2 separate regions of the Homo sapiens genome follow, and region 1 is linked to region 2. Evidence: chromatin contacts called from ENCODE Hi-C or POLR2A ChIA-PET data. All regions are on one chromosome and are shown on one strand. The core of a region is the stretch at or near the end of the contact, and the rest is flanking DNA. Distances in the headings are between cores, read along the strand shown.

Region 1 (4,891 bases), core at 917-3,416, 61 kb before region 2:
TGACCCAGCACTCCCCTTCTAGGAACTGAGCAGAAGAAAATCATCAGAAGTGGGCACCAAGACTGACATAAGGTGTTCATCCCAGGGTCATCTATACCAGCAAAAAAGTTAAAAATGGGCTGGGCGCGGTGGCTGTAATCCCAGCACTTTGGGAGGCTGAGGCAGGCAGCTCACCTGAGGTCAGGAGTTCGAGACCAGCCTGGCCAACATGGTGAAACCCCGTCTCTACTAAAAATACAAAAATTAGCCGGGCGTGGTGGCACATGCCTGTAATCCTGGCTACTCGGGAGCCTGAGGCACGAGAATCGCTTGAACCTAGGAGGTGGAAAAAAAAAAAAAAAAGAATACAGAAAAATGTTCAGGACACAAAGTGAAAAAAGCAGGTGACCAAATAGTATGAGGAATGCCAGGCCCGCAAAGGCTGAAGCTTTTGTCCACAAGCTCCTGCCTGCAAGGGGCTCCAGACAGAATTGTGCAAAAAGTAATCCCTTCCCAGCAATTGCTGAAGGAATTGGAATTTGGAGGCGGAGGCAAAGTTAAAGACAGAGAAGAGGCTGGGTGTGGTGGTGGCTCACGCCTGTAAATCCCAGAACTTTGGGAGACCTAGGCGGGAGGACTGTTGAGCCTAGGAGTTTAAGACCAGCCTAGGCAACATAGTGAGAGTTTGTCTCTACAAAAAAACTTAAAAATTAGCAGGGCATGGTGTCCTGCTAATGTCTATGCTAATAGCAGCATTAAATAGTCCCAGCTACTTGGGAGGCTAAGGTGGGAAGATCACCTTGAGCCCAGGAGGTTGAGGATGCAATGAGCCGAGATGGCGCCACTGCTCTCTAGTCTGGGGGACAGAGCAGTGTCCCCCAGTCTCAAAAACAAAACAAAAATGACAATAATGACATCTACCAAAATGGAAATGCTGGTTCTCTCTGGGTAGTGAGATTGTGGGAGGTTTTTCTGTTACTGTTTTTTTTTTTCTTTAAATAGTTTCTGCCATGAGCTTTATTAATTGAAAAAGCAAAATAAAAAACATTAGGAACTCAGACATGGAGGCCCTCGGCAAGTTAAAGACAGTTTCCTAGATTACATGGGGTACCCAGATGAAGACAGGGCAGGGCCCCCTTCCAGGTGGTTCCCTAGAGAGAGGTTTCTCTCTCCTCCTACAGTGGTGCCCCTGTGTGTAGAGCTGAGGTTGGGGTTCGAGTCAGGCATGGGGTGGGGGGTCCCAGGCAGCAGCCACAGCGAGGGAGGTCCAGAGGCCAGGTGGCCCTTAATCGCCCCGATGTACACTGTCACCCAGTGGTTCCAGAGGCCAAACAGTGGGCGGGGGCCACAGCCTCCTCCTCAACTCAGAGGGGAGATAGGAAAAAGGGGGTATGGGGCCCCAGAAAGGAAGCTGAGGTGGCCCCTCCTGCACTGGGAGAGGAAGCCCCCCCCGCCACCCACCCCCGGCCGGCACTCGGAGACCTCTTCTAGCGCAATCAGTTTCCTTTTCCATTCACAAAGAACTGGGTGGGGGATTTCCAGCAGCGCCAATGGGGCCAGCCAGGGGTTGCTGTGGGGAGCAGCCAGGCTGCTGCCCATCCCGGGGAGGGACCCTGGGGACCCACCTGTGGGATCTGGTGGCCTCCTTCCCCTTTTTCTGCCCTTCAGGGTAGGAACACATCATGCCAGCTACTCCCTGAGCCTGCAGTTGGCTCAAAACAACCCACTAAGGCAAGTGCTGGCATCCCATTTTCTGTAATGAGCCACTGAGGCGCAGAGAGGCCAAGTTCTTGGCCCAGAGCCACACAGCAAGGATACAAGAGCCAAGATCTGAACCTGACCCTGTCCATCTGCCCTTCTCCAGCGTCCACCCTTCGCCCCTGGACCCTGACCCTGAACCTCCAAGCCCACAGCCCTGACCCCACAATGGTCTCATCTCAATACCAGCCTCGAAAACAAACAAAACAAAAAAATACCACACCAACTTCCAAGAAGCCAGTAAGAGCAGCCAGGCCTGGTAAGCAGGACGGGGTGGGGATGGACCATAATAACTTAATTACCTCCCCCCTTGTTGGATTCAGGGCACTTTCTAGGCTGTGGATTCGCAGAATTTGAGCTGAAAGGAAGCGCCCCGATACCATCTGCCCCCGTGGTTTCAGCGCGGTCGGGGGTTTCTTCTAAGCGGCAAAGCACTTTTTCAAAAACGATTTTGCATGGAACCCCAATAAGGGGGCAGATGGGGCGGCAGTGTGTGTGGCTGGGGCCGCAGGAGCCCTGCCCAACCCCCTCCGCCTTCCCCATCACTCCCAGAAGGCCACTGCAGGCACCCACTTCATAGCTCAGAGAGGACTGGGACCTACCTGGGTCACATGGCAGCCCAGGACAGAGTGAGGATGGGACCTCCGTTCCTACCCCAGGAGCCTCTGCCGCTGGTCCCCCAGGAGACGTGGGCCCAGGAAAAAACCGGCTTCTTAAGCCTGTGTGCCCGCCAGGACCTGAGCTCTGCCTGCCTGCCAAGACCAGGGCTCAGTCTGCCCTGCTTGCCGGGATACAGGCTCGTTCTGACGGTGGAGGGTGGGTGCTTTCTCTCTGCCTGTTCTGGGGCCTAAACACAAACCCCCTGCCCCTGGTGCCCCCCGGCCTTGGCAGACCCACCAGGGACTCTCATTTCCTGCCTTGGCCACCTACCAGCTCTGGGGCCTCGGGCAAGTTTCTGGACCTCTCTGTGCCTAGTTTTCTTGGCTGTGAAATGGCTTCATCACTGTCCCCACCTCCGGGGTTTGTGATAAGGATTCCATGGGATGTGGCGGACACAGTGCCTGTCACATGAAAACCAATTAATAAAAATGGGCCGGGCGCGGTAGCTCACGCCTGTAATCCTAGCACTTTGGGAGGCCGAGGCAGATGGACAGCCTGAGGTCAGGAGTTCGAGACCAGCCTGGCCAACATGGCGAAACCGCGTCTCTACTAATAATACAGAAAAATTAGCGGAGTGTGGTGGTGGGCGCCTGTAATCCCAGCTACTCGGGAGGCTGAGGCAGGAGAATTGCTTGAACCCTGGAGGCGGTGGTTGCAGTGAGCCAAAATCACACCACTCTGCTCTAACCTGGGCGACAGAGCGAGACTCTGTCTCTAAATAAATAAATAATAAATAAAAATGACAACGCCAGTGATGCCTGCAGCAGCAAAGCCTTGCAGGCCCCAGCGAACACTGGCTGTGTTGGGCACAGCTCTAGGTGCTTCCCAGACAGCACTCAGTTGATCCTGGGGCCAGAGCCATCATTCAGCTATTTTTACTTGAGTAAACTGAGGCACAGGGAGGGCAAAGTGCCTTCCCCCGGGTCACAGGCTCAGAAGGGCAGGGGCAGGCCAGGGCCGCGCCTGTCAGAGCCCGAGGCGGCTTCCTGCCGTCCCTCCTCCTCCTCCTCCTCCTCTTCCTCCTCCTCCTCCTCCTCCTCCTCCTCCTCGCACTCCTGCCCCGAGAGGAAACCGCCAGGCCTCCGGCGGACGTCCCTTTCTTTCTGCTTCCCCTTTCCCACACCCGGAGGCATGGGGGTGGCTCCTGCATCCCCGCCCAGGCTCTGGGCCCAGAGCCCGACTCCTGTGGCCTCCCCGGGTCTCAGTTTCCTCCTCTGTAAAGGAGGTGTGAGGGCGGTGCCACCTGGAAGAATCACGGCAAGGACGGACGGGCACGGCCCTCCTGTGCCCAGGCAGGGTCACAGCCCACCCAGAGGGAGCTGCCCACCTGTGCCTCTGCCTCCCCTGCAGACCCAGGCACACCCAGGAACTGAGGCCCCCAAGGGATGGGTCACTCATCAGACACCCGGGCTCCTGTGCTATCTCTTGGGGGGACTTTGTGCTCCCAAAATCAAGGTCAGAGTGGCCTTGTTCCAGGGCTTCTGGGTGCCCCAAATGTCTCCTGCCAGAAGGGTGGGCCCGAGGCTGCCCCTCACCTGCCCTATCAGTGCTTACCGTAGCCTGCCCCCCATGACACTTCCCATTTTACAGAAAACTGAGGCCCAGCAAGGCCAAGTCACACACCAGGGACACCTGGCTCGAAAGGGGATGAGTGGGGATGGCTCTGAAGCACATTTACCCCCGAGTCGCAGCCACTCCTACCCAGACCACTGCCTCCTGGGCACTCAGGCCTGTGATGCAGCGGGGGGCTCAGGGCTGAGGGCTAAGTCCCCCTGAGGCATCCCCCAGCCCCTCTTCTACCACTTCTCCAAGCTGGGCATCAGAGGCCATGGGTGGGATGTGCCAGGCAGAGTCCTCTGTGCCAGGTGAGGGGCGCTGGCCAGCCCCCTCCAGGCCTCGGTGTTGGCATCTATAAAATGGTGGCATTGGATAAAATGGCCACAGGAGCTTTTCCTAGTCCAAGAGCCCAAAACAGGTGCCCCCACCCATGCAGGGCCCTAGTTAACAGTGCCATCAATAATACTGACAGTAAGTCCTTCTAAGGACTCACTGCTCACAGGGGCAGCCAACTGCCCAGGTTCCAAGCCCCTCTCAGCCACAGGGGCTGTGAGACCTTGGGAAAGCCACCTAAGCTCTCTCAGACCTAGTCTCCCCATCTGTGAAATGGGCCTAATGGCGCAGCTACCCTCACAGGGCTGCTGTGAAGATAAAATGAAGCCAGGTCAGTAAAGTGCCTGCTGTATAAGGAAAGCCCAATAAATGGTGGTTTAAAGGGCATTTATCAACAGCTAGAACTCCATCATGTCCTCCACTGTACAGATGAGGGAAACTGAGGCTCAACCTCCAGAACCACCAGGGCTGGCAGGACTTCAAGACCATCTCAGCTAATCCATGCCTGGGCATATGTGGAAACTGAGGCCCGGCAGGCTGGGCATGCTCCATTTGAAATGGGAGCCCCACCTCCCCGGGAAGGTCTGGGGCCCAAGGCCAGCTA
Region 2 (5,049 bases), core at 710-3,209:
CACCTCCACTGCTCCACTCTAAGCCACCACCATCACTTGCTTGGACTACTGCAGTAGTGTTCTCCCTGATCGCCTGGCTTCTACTATCATTCCCTGCCCATAGCAGTCAGGGACCATGTTAAATCTAACACAGACCATGTCCCTCCTCTGCTCAAAACCCTCCCATGGCTCCTCATTCTTCTTAGAGTAAAAGCAAAATCTTTCCTCTGGTCCTTAAGCCCCTAGGTCACCTGGCTTTCTGGCTTTGCCAATAATCTCTGATCTATTGTGTTTTTTTTTTTGTTTTTGTTTTTTTTTTGTTTGACAGAGTCTTGCTCTGTCACCCAGGCTGGAGTGCAGTGGTGCAATCTCAGCTCATTGCAACCTCTGCCTCCTGGGTTCAAGTGATTCTCCTGTCTCAGCCTCCCAAGTAACTGGGATTACAGGTGTACACCACCATGCCTGGCTAATTTTTTTTTTTTTTTTTTTTTGTATTTTTAGTAGAGACCGGGTTTCACCATGTTGGCTAGGCTGGTCTCGAACTCCTGACCTCAAGTGATCTACCTGCCTCGGCCTCCCAAAGTGCTGGGATTATAGGCGTGAGCCACTGCGCCCAGCCAGCTGACCTATTTTCCTACTATTCTTCCCATTGCTCACTTGGCTCCACTGGTCTCCTCGTTGTTCTTCAAACATGCCCAGGATGGCCCCATTTCAGGGCTTTTGCACTTGCTGTTCCCTCTGCCTGGGACCTCCTTCTCCCAGATAACCACATGGCTCCCTCCCTCATTCCTCCAGGTCTGTCCTCAGAGAGGCCTTCCCTGACCACCTTGTCTAAAAGCTGCACTTCCAGCTTGGGCAAGATAGCAAGACCCCCCCGATCTCTACAAAAAATTAAAAAAAATTAGCCGGGTGTGGTGGTACACACCTGTAGTCCCAACTACTTGGGAGGCTGAGGTGGGAGGCTCGGTTGAACCCAGGAGTTCAGGTTACAATGAGCTGTGATTGTGCCACTGCACCCCAACCTGGGTGACAAAAAAACACAAAAAACAAAAAACAAAAACAAAAAAACTGCACTCCCAGGCTTTCTGCCCCATTGCCTTAGCGTACAGTCCTAGCATGAATCACTTCCAGAACTCATTTGTGTTGTCTTGATTCCTGGCTGCACCTGCTTACCTGGTTCAGGTACAGTGCCTGGCACACAGTAGGCGCTTAGTGAGAGGCTGTACAATGGAGAGCTGACCCTGGTCTGTCCTGTTCTTCCTGCTTTCAGGCCAGGACTTAATAGTGATTGGGAGGTGGCGGGTGGTGGAGAAGAGGCGGCAGGAACAGGAAGGAAGGGTTCAAGGAGGTGGGCAGGGCAAAAACAACAGCAATTCCTATTTCTTGAGAGCTTTCTGTTGTGCCGTGCACTTTACATATCATGATGGTCTTTATTTTCCGGATGAGGAAACGGAGGCTTAGAGAAGTGAAATGATTTCTCTAAGCTCACACAGTGTTCAGTGGCCTAGTGCGACTCGAACTCAAGTCTGCCTAATTCCAGAACTTCCTCTCTTCACCTGGAGCCAGGGGAAGCTTGCGAGGCGCCCTGTCCGTATGGAACAGTGCTGTACGCAAATGTCCTGGATTCAGCTGTTTTTTCTGCCACTCACACATTTTTCAGGAATTAGAGCTATTTTTCTAATTTAACTGGGCATTAAATTTGCTAAACCTGGCAACCCAGGTTTAGCAAATATTTTTATTATTTGTAGAGATGGTGGTCTCCCTCTGCTGCCCAGGCTGGTCTTGAACTACTAGGCTCAGGCAATCCTCCTGCCTCGTCCTGGGGGGAGTTCGGACTTAAGCCTAGGACTTCAGCGAATGGCCCGCCCAGGACCCCCAAATGCTTTTGCAGGCTAATCCACGACCTGGGCCAGTCCTTACCTTTGGAATCGCAATGAGCTTCCCGGGCTCCAATCCGCTTTTCTGGGCTAGGGAACTGGGGAGTCGCGAGCCAGGAGCGGACCCTTTAAGAGTGATTTCGAGGGCGGGCTCACGGGGGCGTGCCGGTTCGGGGCCTGCCAATCGGGAGGTGGGAAGAACGCGGGGGCGGGCCCGGCGCGAGCAGGCTGGGAAGGGTTAAAGGGGCGCGCCCGTGGGTCGCGGACTGTCCGGTTGCTCCCGCCTCCTTCCGTCGGATCCGCGCTCTCCCGCGGCTGCGCCGGCCCGGCCGCCCAGGAGACAAAGCGCTGCCGCCGCCGTCGCCGCCACCGGGCCAGTCCCGAACCATGGCCGGGCCACCCCGCAACCTCGCGCCTCCCGTCCCGTCGCCGCCCTAGGCCTGCGCTGCGAGGTAAGGCGGGCCTGGCGGGGGGACATGCACGAGGACATGGGACCCGGGTCGGGCCGCCCTGGGCCTCGGGGTCCCCCGGCCACCTGGAGAGCGCGTTGCGGGGATCTTCCCCGCTGGGACTCCGCACCAGTGGTGACTTCTCCAGCTGCCGAGGCGAACTTGGCCAATGACCACCCTCCCCTCTCTCAGCCCATAGGGACGTCTGCCGCTGGTGGGGACTGCGGATAAGCCCCCCATTCTGCCGCTGATCACCCATCTGGGGCTCTGGCTGTCCTTTAAGGAACTTAAGAGAGCTCCCACGCACAACACACAAAGGGACAGAGAGCAGCCGGGAGCAGGGCCACACCTGGAGCAGCAGCCCCTGCCGTGGACAAGGGGGCTGCCTGTGTCTGGACGGCGGTGCTGGCGTGTCTCTGGGGTCCCTGCTGGGGCGGTGACGGCCAGGCTGCTCTTTAGTGTTCTTGGCACACATGTTTTTCAGCCTGTGCCTGCCACACCCTCTTCCCCACGCCCGCTGCTGGGGGACACTGAGGGCAGCTGGATTCAACCCCAGGACCTGCGGTACTGGCTTCTTTTCGTTGATGTGAGTGCCAAAATGCCATGCTTCAGTCTCCCAGGAGACCTGGGTTCCGGGGCCAGCTGTGCCCCTGGAGATCTTGGATGAATTATTTGCCTTTTTGACAGCTCTTTCCCTGAAAGCTCACTACCCACCAAGTATTTTGCAAAATGACTCTTCAGGAGTCAATTCACTCAGCCCTTAGAGGGATGGAAGTTAACGTCACCATTTTGCAGATGAGGCTGAGAAAAAACTCCGACTCACAGCAGCTAATATTTGCAATCCATTTCCCATAGTTTGCCAGTGGGTTTTCCTTCTTTTAGCTCATGAACCCTCGCCACACAGCCCAATTTAACAGATGAGGACACTGAGACTTGGAAAGGTGAAACGACTTGTCCAAGGTCCTCCAGCCTGGACCTGCGGAGGCAGGAACTTTGCCTTGGGAGCAGAGCTGGGCCAGGCTCCCTCCAGCTTCCTGTCTGGCCATGGGCTGTTGAATCAGCAGCAGTGCCCACAGTGGACTCTGAACTTCTTGGAAAACAGTGTGGGGAGATAAGGCAGGGGCCAGGCCTTCGCTCCAGGCAAGGCTGGCGCCTGTGCCCCTGCAGCTTCCTGTCTTCCCAGTTCTGGTGGAGGCAGGGGTCATGGGCAGAGCTGGGTCCTGTGCCTGCTGGTGACCTTGAACCAGTTTGGCCTCTATCTAGGCAGTCGGGGGAGGAGGGTTGCTGAGCAGGAGGGAAGTTGCTATTCCTTTGGCCTTGATGGGGTGGAGAGACCCCAAGATCAGCCCCTTTATTTGGGTGGCTTGCCTGGAGCATGTGATTCTGGGCACAGTTGTATGCCTCTAGCCAACTTATTGAATCTCCCTGTGTCCATTTCCACATCTGTGAATGTGGGGTGAGATCCCTTGTCTTGGGGCTGTTGAAAGGTTTCAGAAGATACTGCAGAATGAATCAAACAGCTGTGTGAGTACCTACTGCATGCCAGGCACTAGAATTCAGACCACAAACGCCCCTGCAGGCAGAAATGACCCAGGTATTAATTTCAGGTGGAGGCACAGGAGAGGGACTGGGGGGCCTCTTGTGCATAGGGTGGCCAGGGACCACCTCTCTGAGGAGGTGACAGCTAGGCTGAGACCAAAGGATGGGGAGCTGGCCTTGTGAAGACCTGCAGGCAGACAGCCGGGACCAAGTCTTGGAGGTGGGGATGTGTCTGGTGTATTTGAGGAACAGAAAGGAGGCCAGGATGGCTGGAGCTGAGTGAACAAGGGGGAAAGAGGTAGGGAAAGGGAACTTGGAAGCCAAGGGAGGCTTGGATTTTTTTTTTTTTTTTTTTGAGACAGAATCTCACTATGTCACCCCCCAAGTTCAAGGGGTCCTTCCATGTTAGCCTCCCAGATAGCTAGGACTAGAGGCTTGTATCACCATGCCCAGCTATTTTTTTTTCTATTTTTTATAGAGATAGGGTCTTGCTATGTTGTCCAGGCTGGTCTCTAACTCAAGCAATCCTACCCCCTCAGCCTCCCAAAGTGCCAGCATTACAGGTGTGAGCCACCGCACCCTGCCTAAGGATTTAATTTTATGCTGAGAGAAGTAGGGAGCCATGGGAGGGTTTAGAGCAGAGGAGGAGTGTGATTGGACTTAATTTTCACAGGATCCATCTGTGGGAAGTGGATTTCAGTGTGGCTCGGAGAAGAGCTTAGGAAGGAGGCTTGGATCTTACCTTGAGGAACATGGACAGGGAGGGGCAAGGAGACTTATGAGGAGGCTACAGCAGCCATCCCAGTGAATGGTGATGGGGCCTAGAATGGGGAGGTGGAGTGGACAGATTAGGCAACTGATTTGGAAGACGCTGGAGAGGGGGATCAACTGGACTTGATGTGCGATCAGATGCGGGGGTGAGAGGGAAACCAAGGGCCATTTGCTGAGATCGGAAGCACAACACAGGGATGTTTGGGGAAAAGCCAAGAAAAATGTGAACTGCAACCGCGCTCAGCAGGCACTGTGTGCCTGGCCCCATGCTCCGCAAAGTCCATATAGTCACTGTATCATTGTCACAACAGCCCTGACTTAGGCACTGTTACGATCCCATTTTACAGATGCAGAAACAGAGGCCCAGAGAGATGAATAGCCTGCCTGGGGTCCCCCAGCCCAGATGCTGCAGAGCTGACATTTGAATCCAGAGA

Evidence for each region. Hi-C counts contacts between places; a loop is a spot of excess contacts on that map. ChIA-PET counts read pairs that join two places held with the same protein, here RNA polymerase II (POLR2A). Pooled maps may share reads with other maps.
Region 1: a loop to region 2 is called in a pooled map, with 2.7 times the contacts of the local background. The contact joins the enhancer-like site here to the promoter of LINC02356 in region 2. A Hi-C loop is called at or near these places in 5 of 37 single-sample maps with no recorded cell type and 11 of 50 pooled maps. POLR2A ChIA-PET finds 5 or more read pairs at or near these places in 7 of 52 experiments (AG04450, Caco-2, OCI-LY7 and 4 more).

Annotation. Positions count from the first base shown.
Region 1 is chr12:111,427,571-111,432,461 of GRCh38, reverse strand. The region is part of intron 2 of SH2B3 (SH2B adaptor protein 3); the gene reads right to left. Among named protein-coding and RNA genes, the nearest start is that of SH2B3, 24 kb to the right of the region's middle. RefSeq lists an enhancer at 1,419-1,728. Within about 2 kb of position 2,166, at least 12 of the 41 ENCODE cell types and tissues checked have a DNase peak (open chromatin) inside an H3K27ac peak, as active enhancers do; they include endothelial cell of umbilical vein, where a contact is called at or near this core.
Region 2 is chr12:111,366,171-111,371,219 of GRCh38, reverse strand. LINC02356 (long intergenic non-protein coding RNA 2356) reads right to left here and starts at 1,959. Exons shown (of 4, transcript NR_187522.1): 1 at 1,900-1,959. It overlaps PHETA1 (PH domain containing endocytic trafficking adaptor 1), which reads left to right and starts at 2,125. Exons shown (of 3, transcript NM_144671.6): 1 at 2,125-2,308; 2 at 4,963-5,049. RefSeq lists a silencer at 1,955-2,534.